Regions from separate parts of the Homo sapiens genome. Here region 2 is linked to region 1. The links are chromatin loops, found by intact Hi-C in ENCODE. Cell type or tissue: Caco-2. All regions are shown on one strand. Each heading gives the region's core, and the rest is flanking DNA. Links, peaks and the distances in the headings are about the cores only. Region 1 overlaps LINC01781 (long intergenic non-protein coding RNA 1781). Region 2 has its middle 120 kb from the start of LINC01781.

Evidence for each region. A loop is a pair of places that touch in the nucleus more often than their neighbours do. Peaks named below come from ENCODE experiments on the same cell type or tissue, not always from the same donor. Only the 100,000 strongest peaks of a DNase experiment are listed, where the experiment ranks them.
Region 2: it touches region 1 in a loop (4-fold over the local background); 2 of 110 quality-filtered maps call a loop at or near these places.

The regions. Positions count from the first base shown.
Region 1 is chr1:80,541,028-80,553,554 of GRCh38, reverse strand. All of the region lies in intron 1 of LINC01781 (long intergenic non-protein coding RNA 1781), which reads right to left. Among named protein-coding and RNA genes, the nearest start is that of LINC01781, 12 kb to the right of the region's middle. In Caco-2, for the core only: no CTCF peak of the experiment used is centred there; no DNase peak of the experiment used is centred there.
Region 2 is chr1:80,649,710-80,662,236 of GRCh38, reverse strand. No RefSeq gene overlaps it. Among named protein-coding and RNA genes, the nearest start is that of LINC01781, 120 kb to the right of the region's middle. In Caco-2, for the core only: no CTCF peak of the experiment used is centred there; a DNase peak (open chromatin) is centred at 6,036.

The sequences.
Region 1 (12,527 bases), core at 3,034-8,033:
TAAAAATGAACCCAAATCTTTTCCCACAAACCCAGTTGTGAAGTCAAGACACATTTCCAGGAACTTTGTATCATTTCCCAAACACCATGCGTAATCCATCACTAAGTCTTGTCCCTTTTGCCCCCTAAATTGTTCCTGGATTCATTTACCTTTCCACTATTCCAGTGTCGTCGTAATTGTAGCAGTTCAAGTCCGCATCATTTATCTTCAGGATTACTACAGTGTTTTCCTACTTGGCTTTCTTCTTTTCACTGTTGCTTTTCTCTCCTGCATTTCTTACACCTTCCTTCTGTTCATACGGATATGATCATAGTACTTCATCTCTTCTACTTAAAATTCTAGAATGGCTTTCTTTCCCTTTGCTCAACAGATAAATATGAAAATCTTCACAAGGTTCTTCAAGGCCTTTCTGATTCTATAGATTCATCTCTCTTTATTCAGTGTGTCATTCTGTGTGCTCAGAATTTATTTTCTTAAGTTTCTTGAAACAGTTATGCCCCTTTTAGTCATCCCTAGCATCGGCTCCTACAGTCCCTTGTACCTTTGCTTCATAATACCAGTATTTTTATTGATACATTTTAATATAATTCTCTCACATATGTCTGTCTTTTACATTACACTATACACTGAGGGTTAAAAAATGTGTATCTTTATCCATCGCATATCTCATTCCTGGCACTTATTAAGCATTGAATATTTTTCTTATTGTAATGAAGCCACAAAAATATTAGCACTTCTTATAGAAGTGTTTTTATTTTTTTATTTTATTTTGAAATAATTCTGCAGCCATCATCACTATCTAATTTCTGGAATTAGATACCCCTCAGAGAAACACTCACTGGCAGTCACTCCTCATTGCATCCTCCCTCTAGCTCCTTGAAAATAATAATCTACTTTCTGTGTGTATAAACTCACCTATTCTGTGCATTTCATATAGTATCAATAATATAGTACATGGCTTTTCTGTTTGGCTTCTTTGACATAGAATACATAATGCTTCAATGTTCATCCATGTTGTAGCATGTATCTGTACTTTATTCTTTTTATGGCTAAATAATATTTTATGGTATAGATATACCACATTTTGTTTATTCTTTCATCAATTAAACAATTTGTGTTGTTTCTAGATTTTGGCAACTGTGAATAATGTTGTTACAAACAATTGCGTACAATTCTTGGGTGCACATATGTTTTTATTTCTGTTGGATACATATCTAGCAGTGGAGTTTTGAGGTGACACAACTTTTTTACTTTTTTGAGGAATTGACAAACTATTTTCCAAAGCAGCTGCACCATTTTATGTTCCCAGAAACAATGTAGGAGTGTTCCACTTTTCTACATCCTTGACAACATCCTCATCTCTTTAATTGTAGCAACATTATTAGCTGGTATGAAGTGTTATTGCATTGTGATTTTAATTGGCATTTCTCTAAAGATGATTTATAGTGAACATCGTTCCGGGGTCTTTGGCTCTTTGTATCTTATTTGGAAAAATGTCTGTTTAAATTTCTCACCCATTTTAAATTTGATTACTTGTCTTTTTTGTTGTTGAATTGTAACAGTTCTTCATATACAATCTCAATACTACAACCTTATCAGAATAATATTTACAAATATTTTATTCCATTCTGTGAGATGTCTTTCCATATCTTTTTCTTGATAGTATTCTCTACAACAGCTTTAATTTTGACCACGTTCAATTTATTCCTTATTTTTCTTTTTGTTGTATGTGCTTTTGGTGTCATATCTGAGAAACCGTTGCTTAATCTAAAGTCACTGAGATTTATGACTGTGTTTTCTAATAAAAGTTTTACAGTTTTGCCTCTTTCATTTAGGTAGTTGGTATATTTTGAGTAAATCTTTATATATAGTGTGAGGTAAGGTTCCTATTTCATTCTTTTGTATGTGAATATTCGGTTGTCTCCAACTCATTTATTGGAAAGACTATTTTTTTTCTTATTGAATTATGGCACCCTTATTGAAAATTCTTTCACCATAAATGTAAAGATTTATTTCTGAATGTTCAGTTCTACTTCATTGTTATATATGCCTCTTCTTATGCCAGTACCACAATGTCTTCATTAAATTTTGAAATGTGAATTCAAGAGTTATTACAAATTTAATTTCGAAAGTGTGAATCCTGCAACTTTGTTTTGTTTTATTTATTTATTTTTTTTTCTCCAAGACAGTTTTGACTATTCTGGATCTCTTGCCTTTTCATATGAATGTTGGAATCAGGTTGTCAATGTCTGCAAAATGGCAGTTGGGATATTTATAGAGATTGCATTAAATCTGTAGATAAATTTGGGGAATATTGGCATCATCATAATAACAAGTCTTCCAATTCATGAACTCAAAAATGTCTTTTCATTACCTTAGGGTTTTTATAAAATTTATTTCAATAATGTTTGTCATTTTCACCCTATAATATTTGCACTTATGTTGTTCAATTTATTTCTAAGTATTTTATTTTTTATTGCAATTGTAGATGAAACTGTTTTCTTATTTTGGTTTTTGGATTATTCACTGCTAATTATTGAAAATATAATTTATTTTTCTGTATTTGTCTTCTACCCTGCATTATTGCTGAATTTGTTCATTAGCTATAATAAATAGGTTTTTTGTTTGTTTGTTTTGTTTTGTTTTTTTGTTCATTGGGCAGAGTCTCGCTCTGTCACCCAAGCTGTAGTGCAGTGGTGTGATCTCAGCTCACTGCAACCTCTGCCTCCTGGGTTCAAGCGATTCTCCTGCCTCAGCCTCCTAAGTAGCTGAGATTACAGGCGTGCAGATAATATTTTGGTATTTTTAGTAATTATGGGGTTTCACCATGTTGGCCAGGCTGGTCTCGAACTCCTGATGTGGTGATCTCCCTGCCTCAGCCTCCCAAAGTGCTGGGATTACAGGCTTGAGCCACTGCGCCTGGCCAATAAATAGTATTTTTGTGGATTTCTTAGCATTTTCAAATTTGCAAGATCATGTCCTCTAAAAATAGAGATAGCTGTACTTTTTCCTTTTCAATCTGATACTTTAAATTTATTTCTGTTGCCCAATTGCCCTGGTTAGAAACCCCAGTACAACACCGAAGTGTCAAGAGTGTATATCCTTGGCTTGTTCCTTGCTTTAGAGTGAAAGCTTGTGTTTCACCATTAAGTAGGATGTTAGTTGCGAGTTTTTCATAGACGACCTTACTTGGTTGAGGAAGTTTTCATCTATTTTTAGTTTGTTAAATATTTTTATATATAGCCAAAATCCCTCTACTCTAGTCTATGGAATTAATTTTATAAATTACAACTTTATACATATGTCCATCAATCCAGAATTATAACTATTCTTCTACAAGTTGTATTTTAAATCAGATGTAAAAGTTACAGATAAAAGCACATTAATGCTATCTTTATATTTATCCCACGTGGTTAACTTTGTGTTCTTTTGTTTCTTCATGTGAATTAGAGTTACCATCTAGTAGTCTTTCATTTCAGCCTGAAGGATTCTCTTTAATATTTTTTTCTAGGGAAGGCCTACTACTGATAAATTCTCTCAGTTTTTGTTTATTTAGAATGTCTTAATTGCTTCTTGTTTTTCACTGAATAACATTGCTGGATATAGAATTCTTGGCTGATATCTTCATTTGATGCTTCAGATGTGTTATCCCGCTGCCTTCTGGATTTTTTTTTTTTTTTCTAATTAGAAATCACCTGCAATTTTACTAATGGTTTCTTATACATGATGAGCATCTTCTCTCTTACTGCTTTTAAAATTCAACCTTTGTGTTTTGCTTTTGACAGATTGATTATGACATGTCTAGATATGGATCTCTTTAAGTTTATTCTAGTTTATTGAGCTTTTTGGATTTCTAGATTAAAATGTTTCATCAAGTGTAGGAGTTTTGGGGTCATTATTTCTTCAATTATATTTCCTGCTTTTTGCTCTCTCTCCTCAACTTCTGAAACTCCTATTGTGTGTGTGTTGGTATACTTAATGTTATATGTCATAGGTCTCTGAGGCTGTACCCATTTTTCTTAATTATTTTTCTTTCTTTTCCCATGACTGGATAATAGTTACTGACCTATCTTAAAGTCTACGATTCTTTCCTCAGCCAGCTCAAATGCTCTGTTGAGCCTCTCTAGTAATATTTTATTCCAATTATTATACTTCTCAACACCAGAATCTGTACTTGATTCTTGTTAAAAAATCATTTTATTATAATAGTATTTTCTATATGCTAGCTGATGAGGTACTGTTTTATAATTTCCTTTAGTTCTTTTAACATGAGACTCCTTTTTATTTTTATTTATTTTTTTCCTGTACAGGCCATACTTCTTTATTTCTATGTCTTGTATTTTAAAAAACTGGACATCTTAATTAATATTGTGTGGCATCTCTGGAAGTCAAGTTTTCTCTTTGACCCAGAGCTTGCTGATGTTGCTATTTGTTTCATGACTTTCCTGAGCTAAATCTTTATGGTTTGTATTGTTTGTAATATGTTGCCATTGAAGCTTCTGTTTAATTAGCTTAGTGGTTGGCTAATAATTAGACAGAGATTTTCTTAAATGACTGAAAGCCAACAAGTGTCCTAGCCTTTGGCAAGGGGATCCAGTGATTTAGGATATGCCTTCAACACTCAGGTAGGCTGTTTAAACTCTTCCTTAACCTGTACTATTTGCTTTCATAAAGCGCCAAGGTCAGCCAGAGGTGAAATCTTCAAAACTTTTCAGGTGTTTCTTTGGTGTGTGAACAGCCGTATGAATTAATGTGTCTTTCAGCATTCCCAGGAATTTGTCAGAACTTTTTAAATCCTCTTATGGCAATCTCATTCTCTTCTTTTCCTTTTAAGTTTTTGTTCAGCTTCTTGTTAGCCTCAACTGCTATCACTGCCCCAGGCATGTGTGATGTTAAACAACTGCTACTGATTTTTTTTTTTTTTTTTTTGACACTTGTCCCTTGGGAAAGGACTGATTATATTAGCACATCTATAAGACAGGCCAAATAAAAGCAAATACTGAGATTTGGGTTTTCCAGGGAATTTAGGAGAGCTACAAATCTGTTAAGTCATCTCCAGTGGCTGCTAGGCTGCTCATTGTCACCGTAATTGTGAGCTGTTGACTTTCAAGAGTACCATGAAGTTGGAAAGAGGAGGATAAAAATAAGGTAAGTTAAAATACCACAAAATTCACTATTTTAAACAAGATTAAACTGCTTTTCTTCATTAAATGATCCTTGGATTGTTGCACATGTTAGATTATTTTCTAGAGTTCTAGTAAAATGTTTTTTGCCAGTGCTTTCATTGTTTTTATGAAACAGAAAAATTTGGGAGATCTTAGAGATCTTTTTCCTACAATTTCCATTCTTATTACTCATAACAGTGGTTTTTAACCTTTGTTGTGTAGACAAAAAGAGTCAAACTCTGTAAAATATTTGAAGAGATTTATTCTGAGCCAAATATGGGTGACTGTGGCCCATGACACAGCCCTCAGGAGGTCCTGAGAACATGTGCTCAAGGTGGTTGTGATGCACCTTGCTTTTATACATTTTAAATAGGCATGAGACATCAAATACATTTGAGAAATACATTGGTTTGGTCCATGTTAGAAATGTTTGTTCTTTGATGTCACAAAGAAATAGCACTTGAACATAAATTTATTTTTTTCAGCAAGGCTATTTTTTTTTTTTTTTTTACTTTCTGCAGAAAAGGTACACTTGCTAGCAGTTTTGTCATGAGAGTACACTGAACAAAGGAGACAGGGTCATTTATAACCTGATGTGTCCACCTTACTGCCATGTCTGGTTTTTATTGGCTGGAACGGGACTTTACATTTTCTGTTTGTTCTGATTGTCTAGCAACTTAGAACTTTTTAAACGAGGCAAAGGCAGAGGAGAACAAAGGAAGGAGGAAGTAATTTGTGGAATGCTGAGAAAGGTAGAAACATCTTCAGATAAGGAAGAGGAACAGGCTATGACCTAATGCCTGCTTGGACTAGTATAAGAATGCTAGGGCAAATATTTAGGCTAAATTGTGGGAGCTAAGAACGTAAAGTACATTGATTTCTGCTCGGTTAATTTTTTGTATTTTTTAGTACAGACTGGGTTTCACCGTGTTAGTCAGGATGGTCTCGATCTCCTGACCTCATGATCCACCCGCCTCGGCCTCCCAGTGTGCTGGGATTACAGGCATGAGCCACCGTGCTTGTGCTGACCTTCTGTCTCATCCTGTGATATAGGATGCCTTAACTATCTGGGAGTGCATCCCAGTAGGTTTCAGCCTCATTTTACCCAGCTCCTACTCAAGATGAAGTTGTTTTTGTTCACATGCCTCTGACACCTTTACTATATACCAGTCATTCTTTAAGTACTTTACATATATTACTTCATTTAATTTCTCATTCATTCTATAATTTTCAAGTTTATGTAACTGAAGCACAAAGAAGTTCAGCAAGTTAATGGAAGAGGTTTGAAACAGGTATCTCAATAAACAATGAAGTCATAAAACTCTAGAAAATTTACACAGAATATACAAATTTACATAACATGTAAATTTTACATAAAAGTGTTAGAGATTCCCTGAAGCCTCTTAAGGGGCCAAATGTCAAGTACCGAATTACAGAAGACTATTTCCCAAAGACTTCTGTCATTTTTGCTTCATATTAAACATTAATAGAGCTGATGCATGATTTAAAGGATAAGATTTCATGTTATTGCATGCCAGGAATAAGTTTTCAGTGAGAACCTAGCATGTGTCAGACACTAACCTACGTTGTAGGCATTATCAGCTGTGAATAAAACAGACATGCTGATGAATAATGTATTGCATGTTATAGAACTTTCAAGGCCACTCCACACATTAATGATAGAGTGAGAATTTGAACTAAGATATATTTGATTCATCGTGTCTTGTTCTACTCTGCTGCACTTAAGATCATAACCATTCCTTGAATTAATAATTACATTAAAAATGCCCATTACATTACAAATAAAGTGGCCCATATCAACACCTATCTCTAGGTGTGGACATAAAGTTGTATCTACTTGATAGGAGTAACTTAGATGCTTTTAATAGGTAAAATGTTGAGTTGAGTAAAATTTTAAGGACATTCTTAATTCCTTCTAAAAGAGATACATTCTGTACCAGTAATAAGGTTTAACTCATCTAATTATAACTGTAGGCAAGAGTCCAGCAAAACCTGGCCTGATTCCATCAGCCCCTCACCACTTCCCACACAATCCTTCACCCTTTTCAACTGCTTTAAACATAATTCAAAAATGTAGCTCCTAACCTATACCACTGGTTTTTACACTGATTTATAGTGGTTAATAATGCTTTCATATTCTAATAGTTCATAATTAAACGTGGGCAAAGAAAGTGAGAAAGAGTTGAATACTACTTTTTCAAACTTTAAATTGTTTTTAATTTAAAAACTGCTTTTGCATTTATTTTGTCATTTTATTTGTTTTGTTGAAATAGGTTTACTTTTAAAGTATCAATTAATTAGAAAATACCCTTAACTTTTACATTAAATCTCTTGACTCTGTAATTCTTGGATTTGTCGTATAATATTGAGCTATTCATAGCATATGGAAGTTAATTATGTTACATTGTACAATCCTTAAAAAAATCTCAATTTAGAATGTATGACATTAACTTACAGGAAACACAGATCCTACTGTAGTTTACAAACTCTACAATAGCCAATCACCTTCTTAGTTTTCATAGTACATTGAGATCACATTTTATATATTACAGCCAGGAGCAATGTAATGTGTTTTTGATATTTATTTTTCAAATATTAGAACATATTTCTTTGTCTTCCGGGAAAGCCATTTATTTTGATTTTCTTTTATTTTCACAGAAGTACTTACTTTGGGTTTGATATTTTTAAAAATAATGTTTGCTCAAGGAATTCCAATTAGCTCTTTCAGGGGATGAATTAGGCAAATATGAGTTTCTTGCATATTGTGCTATTTCATTTAAAATCCATTAGAACTATATTAATAAATATATTTACAATTATTTTTCATGGAAATAGGTATTTTCAATTGCTTTGTAGTGTAGTAATTATTGGTCATAAATGACACAAGATGTACTTTGTGAGCAGTCCTTTATTTTGATGAATAATAAAACCTACAATTATAGTAGTTAACAAGTATTTTTCAATTACTGTTTTAATGACTTAGGATGGGTATTACCAAGATAACAACTGCCTGAACTAGAAGAGGTAATATTTGGTTTCATCATAAACAATGTAGTATTGAGCTCAGAAGCACCTTTGTTTTATATTGTCTTCTCAACACAAGACAAATTATGACATTACAAAATAAATTCAGTTGCTCACTGTTCATCCTCATGGGCGCATAGCAGAGAGATTTTATTAAGAAAAGTCACCATTTTCCTAGACTTTTACTGATTTAATAACCAAGTGAAACTGCTACATCAGGCCTGGCGTGGTGGCTCACGCCTTAACCCCAGCACTTTGGGAGGACAAGGCGGGCAGATCACCTGAGGTCAGGAGTTCAAGACCAGCCTGGCCAACATGGAGAAACCCCATCTCTACTAAAAATACAAAAATTAGTCAGGCATGGTGTGGCAGGCACCTGTAATCACATCTAATCGGGAGGCCGAGACATGAAAATTGCTTGTACCTGGGAGGTGGAGGTTGCAGTGAGCGGAGATTGTGCCACTGCACTCCAGCCTGGGTGACAGAGTGAGACTCCATCTTAAAAAAAAAAAAAAAAAAAAAAAAAAAAAGAAGCTGCTACAGTGCAAGAATTATACAACACATAAAATGCTTTGCCACTATAATTTTGATGTCTCAATGAATTAGTCTGCCATCCATATCTCATGTAGTAGCATTATATTTCAATAATATTTTAGCTACATATTGGTAGAGTGTATTTTACTGTAAGTAAATGCGGCCATAAAAATTTATTATGTTAGGTGATTGAGACATCCAAGGGTTTTTTCCATGGCTAGTCCTCTAATAGGGATTAATTGACTGACACTTTTGACTTTCTATAGGGTTAATGATGACCAACGACTAACACATTAATAAATCATAATAAGTTTTTTACAGATATGATGCAGTAATATGAATACTGTCTGTGACTTAATCTTTTATAATTTGAGAACTGACAAATTCAACACTTGGCAATGTAACCCTCCATGGTTCAAGTGTTGTTGGGTTGGCAAATTTTTGCCATCAGTGCTCTTTCCATTTGCACATAATTAATTAGTAATAAGTGTGGAGATTGTATTATGACCTAGTTATATATCTCTGTGGAAATCTGTGTATTGAGATAAAATGATAATACTAGATAGAATGCATGAAATCAATCTCAAACGCCATTTAAATTTTGCTTTTCCATTTATAAATGTACTTAGTGAGATGTATCTCATTAGAATTTTTTTAAACTGTTGTTACTGAATATGCTTTAAATATTATGCAACATATTGATATTTTGAACATGTATCTCAATATCTTTATATGTGAAATATCACCTCTAGTGAGATTATTATTCATCTAAACAGTTATCAAAAACTACTTGGATCTTTAGGAAAACTTTTTTTTGCTTACTCTTCTCTACTTTAATGCATATCAAGTTTATTAGAAGTCTGTAAACCACATACCTTAAATAAAATTATAGACTTATGATATATGATCCTTCCACCTAGACAAACTGACTAAATTTATGAACACAAATGGTATCCTTCCTCATTATTTGTGGAACACCCCTGGTAAATTTGTCTGATGACTTGTGTACATATAAGAAGAAAAAGCATTTGTCATTGGAAAGGTTAACGTTATTAAAATTTTTTCAAGTAGCATTTTGTAAAAAGGTTGTTAGAGATGGGACTGTGTATATGTGTATATTTTATAATTTATGTATGTAAATTAATGAAGTGCTGCGATTGCATTTAAATATGATTTCACTGAAGCTCATCCTGTGGAGAGGTAGCCTACACCAAAGTCTTAACTAAGAGTGACTAAACTAATGAAAATAAACACAATTACTTTCACTTTTTTTTTTTAAAATCAGCCAATGCTTCTACTTTCAGTCACAGAAAGGCCTCATGTGATCTATAAACTATGTTTATTTTATTAAATACCTATTCCTGTGTCAGGAGCACACATTCAGTTTCTTTTCTTTACACTCATCTAAAAATGTTTCAAAAATTCCATCCTGTGATTGCTGCATAATTCCAACACTTGCTGTACCTGATATTCTACAGGATATCCCAATTTCTTGAGTCACCTTATGAAAAGTGTGCTAAGGGAAATATATTCATTTTTGTTATTGTTTTGAAAAGAGGATCTTACTAAATTTCAACAGAAACAGCTTCTAAGAAAAAAATAAGAAATTATGCTGCAATGAAACTTATCACTTAACAATAATTACTAATTAAAAGATCATCAGCACTTTTTTTTTAATGGTTCACTCAATTTTAGCACTCATTCATTTGTTCATTTGCTTCAAAAATAGTTAGGTGTCTACAGGTGCACGTTGTTGTGTTTGTTGCTGGGGATGTAGAGGAAAGAAGTCCCTGCTCTCTTAGAACTCAGTCTTTCAGGACATTGGATATTAAACAAATCATAACTCTGCAAAATATTTAGTTACAATTATGATTTATGTTACAAATGGGAAATACAGAGTGCTGTAAAACATACAAAAGGGAAACTTACTAGATCTCTAAGAGGGGCTCAGAAAGACTCCCCTGAAGAAGTAACATTTAAACTAAGATTTGATGAATAATAGTTATTCAGGCAAAAAGAACAAGGGGATGGGTGCTCCAGGGAGATGGAACATAAATAGAAGGCTTGGACTTTCTCCCTCCACATAGCAAAAATAAGCATAGCATCTTAAAAGTTCAACAATAACTACTACTATATGAATTGCTTTAACTTTAACACAAGAGGATTTTATAATAGCTGTACATGCAACATGAAGGAAGCCATAATGGCATATAATTTATTTGTCTTTGAAATAACTGGATTCAAAGAATACCTTCAAAGAAACATATTTCCCATGCAAACACATATTCAATTGTGGGACAATAAATATGTATTACACAGTGCTCAAAATTTAGAACTTCTTTGCGAGTTCCAAGATGTGACTCATATATACATCTACTATGAAAAGAAGATTACACTCTGCTCCATGGAATGTCATTTAAGATAGAGTAGAATGAATGAACACTTGTAAGCAAGTTAGAAAGTACAGGTCCTAGTTGCAGTTTTACTGTGACCAGCCTAAGTTTTCATTTCTTTTTGCAGTGTAGGTAACATTATCTCCTTACAGGGACACTATGAGAATAAAATGTGTAATGTTTGTTTTGAATTTTGAAAATTGGTATAAACTATACAAATGGAATATTTTATCATTTTTTTCCCCTGAAAATTCTACACATATTTGGGTTTTTCTTATCTTTGATCAGATGTCTTCCCTTTATTGGAATGTTTGCAACATGTACTCCTTTTTTTCCCCTAAAGGTCCAATTAAAATCCCATTACTTTTTTGAGGCTTTTTTTCCACCATAGAAGTTATTTTCTCTACCATCTCTAAACTCTCTTAGCACTTACAAATTATCTGTGACTGGCATTTATTGACTTGTATGCTTATTTTAATGTGTGTTTCAAAAGCATAGTATTTTGATGTTGAAAGGGAAATTAAAGTTTGGTCCGATAGATTTCAGAGGTCGGGCTTTCCTTTGAATCATTTCAACCCACTTGTCAAATAAATTTTGCTTGAACAGCTCCTCTGACAGATAGCTTGGTATCCTTTGATTAAGTATATTTTACTTCTTGACATCTCTAAGAGAAAGTTATTTGTTTTTAATTGAGACTAAATATGTCAAATTGCTTTCATACCTGGCAACTATTTCCTGATCCTTTCTACCATCGTCTTCCTTTTTCTGGGCAAAGCAAGCTTTCAGAGTTTCAGGTATTTTAGTTATACTTATTTTTCTTGCCTAAAAATATTCCAGGAGAATATCTATCTATCTATCTACCTATCTATCTATCTATCTATCTATCTATCTGTCTATCCATCCATCCATCCATCTATCTGTCTGTGTGTGTATGTGTGTGTCTTATATTTAGAACTAAATGTATTATTTAACTACAATAAAATGATTATCTTTTGTTTTAAATATTATAATTCTGGCATTTCAGCCTCAAACTTCATTACATTGTTGATGATCATATCAAGTTTATCTTACTTTATATTAAATCCACATGTCTTAGTCTCAGGTGATTCTGCTAAATCATATATACCCACCATAGATTACTGCAATATCTTTTTTAGATATAATTTCCAGGATGCTAAATTATGTTCTGTTACTTCTGATGGTGAGTAGTAGAGAGTAAGCCAGTAAACCATAAAATAAAAATGTTATGTTTTCTTTTCTTAAATATACTTCAAGCTGCTTACAATGAGAAGCCATTTGCTTTTTTACCTGAATTCCATTACATAATGAACTTCAAAGCAAATAGGTGCCCATTAAACACCTAAGATATGATGATGATGATGATAATGAA
Region 2 (12,527 bases), core at 4,054-9,053, 110 kb before region 1:
CCCTCATGGCCCTGCCCCTGTTGAAGCCACCAGCATCTTCATGCCTTCAGGGATTCAAAAGCCATTTTCAAGTCCAAATATTTAATCAACTTTCACATTTAATAGGAAGCCAAGCCCTGTTCATTTTTGTTCCATGGTATTTATAAAGTCTATCTGCTAGTCTTCATTCCCACATTATTGCCTTAGGTTATATCCTTTCCTATTGTGATAACGTCCTAATTAGCCTCCTCATACTCCTCTCGTTTTCACATTTAATTTAATCTATATGGTAGCTCCATAATTTCCTTTCTTCAACTGAGCTTTGTAATTTTTGTTGCCTACAAAATAAACCAAAAAAAAAACCCACCCCCACAAAACAAAATGTAAACTCCCATTGCATTTAGGTCTCAATGCAACCTGATCTCCAGCCTATTTTTCTAGATTTATTCCCCTAGATCTCCCATTCACACTCACACTTTGGGTTTTCCAGTAATGGAAAAACTCACTCTTCATCTGTATTCATCTGACAGTCACTTAGCCCAACCACAGAATTCCAATACCTCAGCCTGAAATGCTGAGGAACCATTCCTGTACCACCTAAATTCTTTATTAAAATTCTGCTCAGTTTACTCTAATTAGGGCCCAAAGAGTATGGAACCTTATCCAACAACAAATAGAATTACTTGCAATGTTCCTATAGCATGTAATTTTTAATTCTATTATATTGCAGTCTGATTTGCATCATAGTGACTATCTCTCTTCCTATGAGTGTGAGTTCCTTCAACAAAGGCATCACATCATCTTCATCTTTGTACTAATATTTCAATTTCGTGGGGGCAGATTCAGAATGAATAATTGTTATGATGAAGTTAATTAAATTATAGATTGACCAAATAGAATTATTGTAAGATTGAGTGAGTGGATCAAGCTCAGAGAGGACAAATATTCCCCCCAGACCTTTTGATCACAGTGCCTCTGATATTAGCAGGAAAGCTGTTCCCACGACTATAAGAAGCCACTGAATCAGGAAGGGGCAGAACACAGAGCCCCACTGTCTTTGCCCCAATGGGGAATTCTTCCCACATCATGGCAGAGAGTCATCTAGTTAGGATCCTTGATGCTTCTGCTACAAACTTTATCATCAGAAATGATTGCATTAGGTTCTTCTTCTCTTGCCATAACTCAGTTTCAAATCTAAAACTTACAAAATGTGTTTGGCAGACACTAAATTACAACAGAACTCCCGAGATGAGAAGATTGGGAAATACAGTTTGGATTATCTAGCCTTTTCAGTACAGGATAGCACACCAAAAAGTGATTGGAATGGAGGTTGTGTGGGAGCCAAGGCACAGTACCTACAAAACTTCTGCTGGAAATATTTGTCATCCGTACATACCCTTCATCCCAAATTTAAGCTTCCAAACAGGAGCATTTGGAAACACAATATGATGCCAGCTAACATGATGCAATATCTCTCTATAAATTAAAATGAGTTCTAGCAAGCACTGATTTCATCTCTGTGTGATCATTTCTCCTCTAATTCTGTCACAACCCTGAACCAAGGATAAAATTATAAAGTTAACCACCACCCACACTGAATATAAAATTATAGGAGAAAGGAAGAGATGAAGGAAAAAAGTAAAGTTAGCTAATAAAAATATACACATAACAGAACAAGGAACAATATGTTAGCCACTGAAGACCTCATTTGTACAGCTGGTAGTGATATCATAGTTGGTATTTATAATTTTGGTCCTGCTCCTTCAAGTCCGTTTTCTACTTGCTTCTCATCCAGTGCCTAACAGGAGTTTGGATGGGTAATTCAAACATTCACATCTGAATGGTCTGAGTTCTTAGAAGACTTCCTTATATTGAAATGCTACAGTTTTGCCATTATTATTATTATTTGCAATGGATATGACAGTTCTATCAGGCACACAAAAGAATGCACTGGTTTCCAAATATTTCCTGTGTCCCTAATGCACAATGGTCACCTTATTTCCCCTGATTAATGAGGATCAATCACACTCACCCACCTTGTAACATTCTGTGTAAATACTGAATAAATATCATGAGAAACCTGGAATGGCCAGGTGGCAAGCTCAAGTCTGACTCCAATTGAGCTATCGTTGTGTTCCCTGATGGAAGAATTTCTTCCTTGAGTACTAAGATCTCCAAGCCAGGAGAGGTCAAGATCACAGGAATTGAAAGCAGCATTTTGTAAATGGGTCATAAAGTGAAACAGTGAGAGGTGACCCTCCTACCCCCATTCTTACCTCCCAGACTCATGTATTTCAGCTGTGACAAAAACAAACAAACAAAAAACACCATTATGCTTGTTGGTTAAGAAGATAATCCATATGTACACATCAACAAATCATATGAAATTATTTTCTAGTTGGTAACATTACTGAGCAGTACATATAGTCTTCCACTCTCTTAAAAGGCTCTCTGACTCTGGATGATGGAGTACATGATATGACTCTTTAGTGCTGTGGCAATTATCCCCTTGCTCTGCTTTTTTTGCTGTAAAGCAAAATTCTTGGTCAGAAGGAATCATATGCGGATATTTTAGAGTGAAGAATGAATGCAGTAAACTTAGGAATGTTGTTTGTAGAATCACTGTGGGCAAAGAAGACAAATCTGCATTCAGAATAAGTGTGTATTTCACTATGGGCAAATTGTTACTTATTCTATTATCAAAAAAAGAAAAATACACGTAAGCGACATTTTACCGGGAGGTAGGTGTTTTCTCCAAGTTATGGTGTTATATTAGAGGTTCAACATTCGTTTCTCTGCTAGTAAACAGGGTACTTAGGCCATGAAATGTAACATTTATTCCAGATGTCCATGTGGCTAGCTAAAAATCAGGAATTCTATTACTAAGAAAGGGAGAAACAGATGTCAGGAAGAAATTCATAGGCTCTGCCAAAACACCGAATCCACTGATGCAGATGTGAGTCTTGTCTCAGTTTAAATTCAGGTTATTTTTAAATTGTTATTTACTATAGTTTAAAAATAACCTGCATTTAAACTGAGGCTAGACATAACATTGATAAAGCATTACAAATTAAATTTTAAATAACTTTATTGAGAAATGGTACTAGGTCATTTCAAACGTTATCTCATATTTTTATAATAATTCAAAGAACCTATTTTAATATAAGCATTTAAAATATTTGCTTTAATATAGGCCTTTAAAAGACTAAGATATTTTAAGGATGTTGCCTGAGATCAGAGGGTCAGAACGAGAAGATAAGCCCAACACTTTTCAAACTCTACAGCCGTTTCTTAGGCTGAGATACTGCTTGACTTGTTATGTGATTGGATAGAGTAGGTAAAATTTTGTAAAAGTTTGCAATGTACTCAGTACTGTGGTGCCAGGCACTGTGTTAGCATATCATGTATTTTCTCATTTAGTCATATTGACCAAATGAAACAGATATTGAAATTAAATAATTTAAAAATTTAACTTTACCCAAGATCATATAGCTAATATGCGGGACTCATCCCAAGGCCATAGGATATCAGAGTATGTATTGCTAAATACACACAACTCTGCTTTCAGAGGTGAGATTAGATGGCACCAGTAACAGCTGAAATACTGGAATAACTTAAGAGTTAGGAGAATGTAAATCTGAACTATTATCATAAAGAAATACCTATTTCTCATGAATAATTGGATGAATAGTATAAAAATAGTCTAAACAAAAATTCAATGTAATTTATATGCTGCAGAAGTATTGAAGCATGAATTTCAATAAATTCTTTTAAAACAGAATTATAGTGAAAGTGAGCACTAGACATCATGTGTATCGTCACCCTAAAGAGGAAAGTCATTCACTTTTATATAAATATATCTTTATAAATTATTCCTTTTAATAGCCAATTTGTGACCTAGATTTGTACTTGGCAAATAATTGAGAATTGGCATTTAAATCAGACATTTGTGTTTAGAATTACAATTTTAAAAAATAATTCAACATCATTTCTGTGGAATAAAAGTCTAAATAAATATTCTAACTTATTTTGGGGGTTTTTAAAAGGTTAAGGAAATCTTATTGTACTCTAAATGTAGAATAGACTCATGTACAACACAGATCAGAGCAAACATTTTATCAAAAAAAAAGTCAGTGAAGCAGCCCTCTAAGAATATTAAAATGCTTAGTTTCCATGGAATGTGTTTGACAGTAAGATTTTTAAAAGATCTAAGAGGCTGACCTTTCTCCTCCACAAACTAAGTAGACTTTTTAAAATGAGCACATCTGGTTTATGTTCCTAAACCTCTGGCCTTTAAAAGCTTTGTTCCCAATTCACACAAAATACCATTCAGGATTGCTTGACACAGTGACCCTTCCCTGTAGGTGGTTAGGTGAATAAAGTGATTAAGTAGATTCAGGAATTTAGCATATACGTAGCAAGTTAACATTTGCATCCTGAAGTGATTAGTAAACAGTACTGTTCATTGGGGTATTTTAAGCAATTTTACTTTTTGAAGTTCTAATTATAAAATATTACTGTTTTTCAAAAACCAGATTTATCTTTCTTGTAAACAATTATACTGGTGCTATTATCTGGTAATGTAGAATAAAGCACATGCTGTTATAAACTAAAGGTATTTTGTTTTATTTCAAAGCTCCAACGCTGTTACTAGAAAAAAAAAATACTGAAAGGGTGGTCAGGTTGGATCCATAAATCTAGATGGCCGTTGAACATTTAACCAATTCTTTGGTACTCAATTGAGTTAAACATTAAATGGTGCATTGGCAAGGAAGATTTTATTTCTATGAGGCCCACTAATAAAATACTCTGAGTTATTTGTGTAGAATGTAATTCCTTATGACTTTGCCTTCCATTTGCCTCGAGGATATACCAGTTTAAAACTGTTCAGCACACTACACCATGCATAACAGGTAATCTGCCTAATTAAATCCTATAAGGATGTTCTCAGTAAAATGCTGAAGAGCTCCCATAACCTCTGCTTCACCCTCCCCATGCACCAGAGCTTCTGAGATTGAGAAACCCCAGCCATTAACTGAACTGTTTACACTTGAAGCTCAAAGTCTACTTTGCTAGAATGGCTCATTTCACATTTTACAAATCTGTTTTCTCATTTATAAGCAGAAAGTAATTTGTCAATTTTTTAATATTATAATTCTCAACTTGTTCTGAGAGAAAAGGATCTAACATACAACTGCAATTCATATTGCAAAAATCATACTGTGACTGGAACTGCTATATTCAGAGATCTAATAAGATTTACATCTATATTTTGAGTGCATTCATTTGGTATGTTTCAATGAATTATTAATTATGACCAACAATAAAATATTATTTTGCTCAGATGCACAGCAATAGGAAAGATGCCCAAGAGAAATTTATCTGACAGCTCAAAACAAAATGGCCAAAATTCACTCATAGGTTACTCATCCAACGCAGCATGACTCATATTTGCCCATCAAAAGCACTCCGTGTGTGTTTTTCTCAGCTTGTCAATGTTTTGTCAAGAGAATAAAAGACAAACTTTAGCCTTCAGATTAAAAAAAACGTAAATTTAATGATTAAAAATAAAATATGATAGATGAATAATTTTTTGGAAAGCTCTTCAATTATACTAGAAATTGATAACAATGATTTTTATTCAATTAGCATCAATATGGCCAGAACCATCACCCCATATAACCAAACTACATATTATATATTTTATTGACCTATTTCTGTTGACACAAAAATACTACCTCTTTTCATATTCCCTTCTAATCATCCTTTCTATTCTACTCAGTAAAATCCTAAGAGAGAAACCTCATGCAAATTACTGACTCATGCTTTTTCTTTTATTGTACACATTGGACTGAGTGCCAAATCAGTCCTACATATTTACTCAATCTACATCTTTCAAGTTTGCTCCTTCTTTTTTAATCCTTAGGCTGTTTCAGGCTGGGCTTTTGGCAGTATCTTTTTTCTCAACTGTACAAACAGCACACGAATAAACCCTCCAGTCTGTTGCCTGGCAGGTGTTCTAGGGATATTTCAGAGATGGCCACTAGGGCACTGGCTAGTTCCTGGTAAGCTTCTTCAAACCACTTCAGCTGAGTTGCCAGCATCTAGCTGCTAGTCACTAGTTTCTCAATCCCAGAAAGAAGTTAATCATAAATCCCAAGAGATAATGAACTCTGTGAAGGGCAGATGCTAGCTAAACATATATATACCTGATTTTAGATCCAAATAATTGGAGACAGATTAGCGTGTTTGCTAGGAACACTAACATTCTAGTACAAAAGAGCTGGGTTTAATTTCCTGCTATGCAAGGATCTCAGAGAAGTTGCTTAATTTTGTGTCTCAGTTTCTTCATCTGAAATAATGATACCATTAGGTTTTATATAGAAGACTGAGAAAATGTTTGTACAATGTTCTCAATGCTAACAAAAATCAACTCTCAAAAGTTATAATTAGATCAACTCTCAAAAGTCAGAAATCAACCTTTCATATCAATATAGTTATGTCATTACTTAGACTATATCTGCTATTATTCTGTATTTAAATTTTCACAAATCACTCGTGATCTTCAACCTGTACTTCAAAACAGGTATACTGGATTTTCCACTTCTCTCCAACTGCTACATTTAATTTTGCTTGTCTCTCTCTTTTCAATCACCTTTTATAAGAGCCTTTGAACAGAAGTCACAGACTGCTAATTATGAGATTCTTTTAATCTTTAGATTTTTTCAAGAGAAGGTAAAAACCCAGAGTTTTGTGTGACAACTCATATAAAAATTGACAAATAATGCAAAAAAAAAAAAAAAAAGATTAAGTTTGGTATTATTGGCCCACATTAGCTCATGGCAAAACTCAATTTATTCCCTTTATTAGCAGGTTACCCATCATAACTCAAATTGCATACCACATCTCTGTTATCTATGTACCTCTTAGAGGCATTTAACTTTGTGTTGTTTGCTTCAGAACCTTGTCCTAAGGCTAAATTATGTGTCTAAAATGCCTGTATATTAGGTTTCTTTTCCTGTTTTTCTGCTTACTTTGAAAATATATATTGGCATAGCTTATCATAGTCCCGTTTAGCCATGAAACATTCACAAATATCCTGTCTTAATTCCCTATTAAGGATTTTTGTTTTAACCTCAATATGTAATATATGCATATTCATGGATTCTAAAATTCAACATAAATCAACAGACTTGCTCTGATAGTGAATGATCTATGCAATAAGAACTGCAATTCATATTGCAAAAATCACACTGTGACTGGGTCTGGGTCTGCTATATTCAGAGATCTAATTAAACCTACAAGCGTATTTTGTATGCGTTCATTTGGTATATTTCAATGAATTATTAATTTTGACCAACAGTGAAACATTATTTTGTTCAGAAGTACAATAGGAAAAACACAATATGAAAGGTAATACAATTTATAGAAATATAAAACAACACAAGCCCTAATAATAATGAGGAGACGGGCAAGTTTAAAATAAAATTTGAATACAAGGCTAAATATACTGAGATAAAATAGTAATGGGAACAAGAACACTGGAAGCACAGAGGAAAAAACTCATGAGAAAAACCTGGGAAGGCACCTGGAGACAGTGACATTTGAGCCAGGCCTTGAAAAGTGGTGTTAATTTGGAGAAGACAATACAGAAGGGGAATGGGAACAGCTGGTGATGTGGTTTGGCTGTGCCCTCACCCAAATCTCATCTTGAATTGTAGCTCCCATAATCCCCACGTTTGGTGGGAGGGGCCCAATAGGAGGTAATTGAATCATGGAGGCGTGTTTTTCCCTTGCTGTTATCCTGATAGTAAATAAATCTCATGAGGTTTGATGGTTTTATAAAGGGCAGTTCCCCTGCACACGCTCTCTTGCCTGCTGCCATGTAACACATGCCTTTGTTTGCCTTCGCCTTCCACCATGATTGTGAGGCCTCCCCAGCCATGTGGAACTGTGAGTCCATTAAACCTCTTTTTCTTTATAAATTACCCAGCCTCAGATATATCTTTATTAGCAGCATGAGAACAGACTAATACAGCTGGATACATGTGGAGAAAGGCACACGTGCAAGATATACTTGAAAGTTAGGAGAATCAGATGTTGACGAGGAGGTAGGTGGAGGATAGTAGAAGATAACTGTGTTAAGAAGATGGCCAGTAGAGGTTGGGCACGGTGGCTCACTCCTGTAATCCCAGCACTTTGGGAGGCAGAGGTGGGTGGATCACGAGGTCAGGAGATCCTAGCTAACATGGTGAAACCCCGTCTCTACTAAAAAGTACAAAAACTTAGCGGGGCGTGGTGGCGGGCGCCTGTAGTCCCAGCGACTAGGGAGGCTGAGGCAGGAGAATGGCATGAACCTGGGAGGGGGAGCTTGCAGTGAGCCGAGATCGCGCCACTGCACTCCAGCCTGGGAGACACCGCGAGACTCCATCTCAAAAAAAAAAGAAGATGGCCACTAGAAATACCATGTGGTCCGGGCGCGGTGGCTCACGCCTGTAATCCCAGCACTTTGGGAGGCCGAGGCGGGCGGATCACGAGGTCAGGAGATCGAGACCATCCCGGCTAAAATGGTGAAACCCCGTCTCTACTAAAAATACAAAAAATTAGCCGGGCGTAGTGGCGGGCGCCTGTAGTCCAAGCTACTTGGGAGGCTGAGGCAGGAGAATGGCGTGAACCCGGGAGGCGGAGCTTGCAGTGAGCCAAGATCACACCACTGCACTCCAGCCTGGGCGACAGAGCGAGACTCCGTCTCAAAAAAAAAAAAGAAATACCATGTGCTTGACTGCTTGGCCAAAGTTAAAGAACTTCATTTTGAAGGCAATTAGGAAATCACCGCAGGTTTCTGAACAAAATAGCCAAGAGACTAGAGTTTTATTACAGAGTGGTACAGTAAAATTCCACAGGCATAAGGTAACAATGAACAGGATGAAGGTACTTGAACCCTTTCCAGTACAAATGTCAACTGATTTAGAAACAAATATATATCAGCCAGCATTGAAAAGATGACAAGATAGGCATTCTTCACCAGCTGTGAGAAATATAAAAAAGCAAAAATGTTGGAGTGTCAGGACCTAGCATAATAATTGAATGTTGTTTTCCCGTTATGTCACATAATTTGAAAAATTTGTAATGAGAATCCATTCTCCTCAATGTTTGTTAATGAATATAAGTGTGCCAAGGTACAGTACCAGATTAAACATTAGCCTTTCTGTGCACTACAAAAATGGCCACGGCCGTTCAACAACCTTTCCAAATCTGATCATTTGTCTTCTATTTTTAATTGTGAATATCTGACTTTTAATTCATACTGTTTACAAAACTTTTTAAATGTTGCGATAATAATATGCATCTCTCTTTATAATGTTAAAACCATTTCTTTTTTCAAGTTCACAGAAAATATTATTATTCATATAGTTTATCTCTTTGACATTAACATTTGCAGGATCAACATAACTAATAAATGTTCCATCAAAAATAAACAGACTTTCTTACTTTCAAGAATACTATAAGAGGTGTTTTCCAACTTGCTGTGTACAATTAATACTAGCCAAAGGGTTTGAAGCTTTTCTTATTACAAGTAAAAAAGACTAAAGAGAAAACTAGGGAAGTGAGATATTCTAAAAATGGGTCATATGTGTAGCTCCGAATGTCTACCTTTGACATAGATGAGTTTTTTAAAAAATTATATCAGAACGTAAAATAACTTTTATTCTTGTTTTTTAATTACTTGAAAACTAATTACATGTTCTTGATATCTTCGTTTAATATCATGCTCATAATCCATATGCTAGTTCTGCTTTACATTTGAGCTCATTTTATAATAAATCCTCATGACTGGGATCTTAAAGACACACATCTTATATCAAAATTTAATGAAAGAATGTATTATGATTTTTCTACAGTTCAAAATTTTAAGATATTTGGTCCTGTTTATCCTTACTTTCCACCATTGACCAGCCATGGTTAACATAAACCTCATCCACAAGAAAATCTGTGGCATAGTTAAAGCTGTTAGAATTATGGGGAGAGTAGGCTCATCTAAATTAACTATAAATCAGAATATATCAGTCATCAATATCACCTATTCATTGTTCAGCTGCTCTGCATCTTTAAAAGGTGTGTTTTCTTTTGCCTTATGCTATGTAAGTACTCCATAAACATATATTTTCCTAGGCATAATTAAATGAAATATTTTCTATGTGGACAGATAGTCATCACTCTTTATCAAGACATGTGGACACCTCATGGTCATCTAAGTTGCTTTGGTTTCTAGTACTTGCCTCTTGCCTTGCTTCTTCATCTTGGCACATACGACATTTTTGTTCAGTTGTCTGTTTTTAGCTATAGGCACTACCTTTGGTTTATACGTCTGTAGCAAGAGACACAGTCATTCTGTAACATACATAACCTAATATTACAGTGTTTAATATTACAAACATTTGGACCCTGATCTCCACTAGAATATTCAGGAGAGAGAAAAAGTCATAACCTATCTTGCTTATTGCTGTGTCTTCAGCATTTTAGCTGGCTTTCATTGACACCACCCCAGTAGAAGCAGTGGGTATATTCCCTCATTTCTTCCCTGTATGTGTGAAAGTCTAGGTTCCTCAGTCAGCCTCCAGTAATACTTCAAACCTTTATATAACACCACACTGGAGAGGGTACTGGGGTACCTCATTATAGCCTGAAGAGTATCAAAATCTCAGCTCACCACTCAGCCTTTGCTGTCATGGGTGATGAGGGAGCCATATTTTTTTCTGTGGTATTTGACTGAAGTAGAGTGGTCTAAAAGTTATGTCATTCTGGGTTGCCCAGTTCCTAGTTATTTGGTTAGATAGAGAAAGAACATACTTTTGATGGTGATGGTGAGTTTTTTGTTTGTTTATTAAGTGTGCACTTTTTTGTTTGTTTTTTCTTTTTGCTCTGCACGCGTTGGTGTTTCTGGGTTGCCAACTTCTGCTTTAAGCCTAGGATATAGGAAGGAAGAGGAAAACACCAAAATCACCACTCTGCTGTTGCCTTGGTCCCAAAGTCCACAGCCAATCTGCCTTCTTATCTTCACTCTGTAGATCTTTCTTATGTTTGTTTTGTATATATATAATGTCTTGATTTTAAGTTATACTTAGATGGAGGAATAGGAAAAAAGTGTGTCTACTCCATCTTCTATATACTTGGGAGCTAAACAACACACTTCTAAACAATCCATGGGTTAAAGAGGAAATCTCAAGGATAATTTAAAAATATACATTAAGACATGAATAAACCTACCTGAGTAAACTGACAGAGCAATGAATGAGAATTGTTGTCTCAAAGGCATCTGAGGCTGCCAAGAGCTGACTAATGGCTAAACTACATGTGGGACTTCAACTAAGAGGTGTTGTTGCGAATAAGACTATTGAAAGCAGCCTCTGTCAGTCATCGCCAACATGTGCCCACTGATAGAAGTTGGAGCCAACAGAAAATACCATGGAGAATCACAAATTGAAACATAATGGAAGAGAATATAATAATGTGTTTATTAAAGAAAGTTCTAATTGTCTACCATAACCACAATAAGGTAGCTATTATGGATTTTTTTTGGATCGGGTATGCTTTTCACTGAAGAAAAAGAATATACTTTTGGCAGTGCTACAGTCTCAGTGTTAAAGATAACCCTTGGTAGTGTCTAAGGCCCAGTATTTATTCAGTGCACAAATTATACATATTAAAAGTTTAATATACAATTTCTACATACTTTGCACATTGATCAATAATATATAAAATAGACATTATATACCTCCAAAAGTAATTGGATATTAAAATTTAATTTTTTGTTTTATGCATTTTACACTTTTTTTTGTTTTAAAGTTGGTTCATAAATGCTAAGATCACTTTGCAATGATTATTATATAATAAGATTTCTTTCTCAACTGATATGCCTTTAAGCTTTCTTTTCTATAGATTCACATACAGCAAAGGAATCCACTATGCTCCAGGTCCTAGAAATGTCCTGAACTGCTTCTGAGGAAAATGGTCTTGCCTAAAGTCATGAGGATTTGAATAACTTCTCTAGTCGGCTCTTTACATACTTTCTCTACCAAATCACCCTGTCTGCACTCATAGCTGTCTGCACTCATAATCAAGAATAGAGGCTGATTAACAAAAATAGGAAATTTGATGGTTCATGACTTCAAAAACAGCAGGAGATAAGGTTTAATTGCTTGAGAATGTAATATTCTGGCTGATATACTAACAGAAAATTGTCAATATATTAAGCTGCTATTGGATTTCCAGAACCATTGCTGTGTCCTGATGACACTATTTACTATTAAACTTCTTCTATCTGAACAGGCCTAAACTCCAGGGCCTATAGCCAGGGAAGTGCTATGACTATTTGGATCACTGTAATTCCTGGAAATAAGAAAGAAAAGGCGATGCCTATTTTCCCAGTCTATAGTTTCTTTTATGCAACTAAGCAGATATGTAAGGCAAAATGGAATTATAATGACATGAATTATAAACATATTGACTTGTCCAAATCCAGCCATCGAAGCAAGCCATTTGTAGAT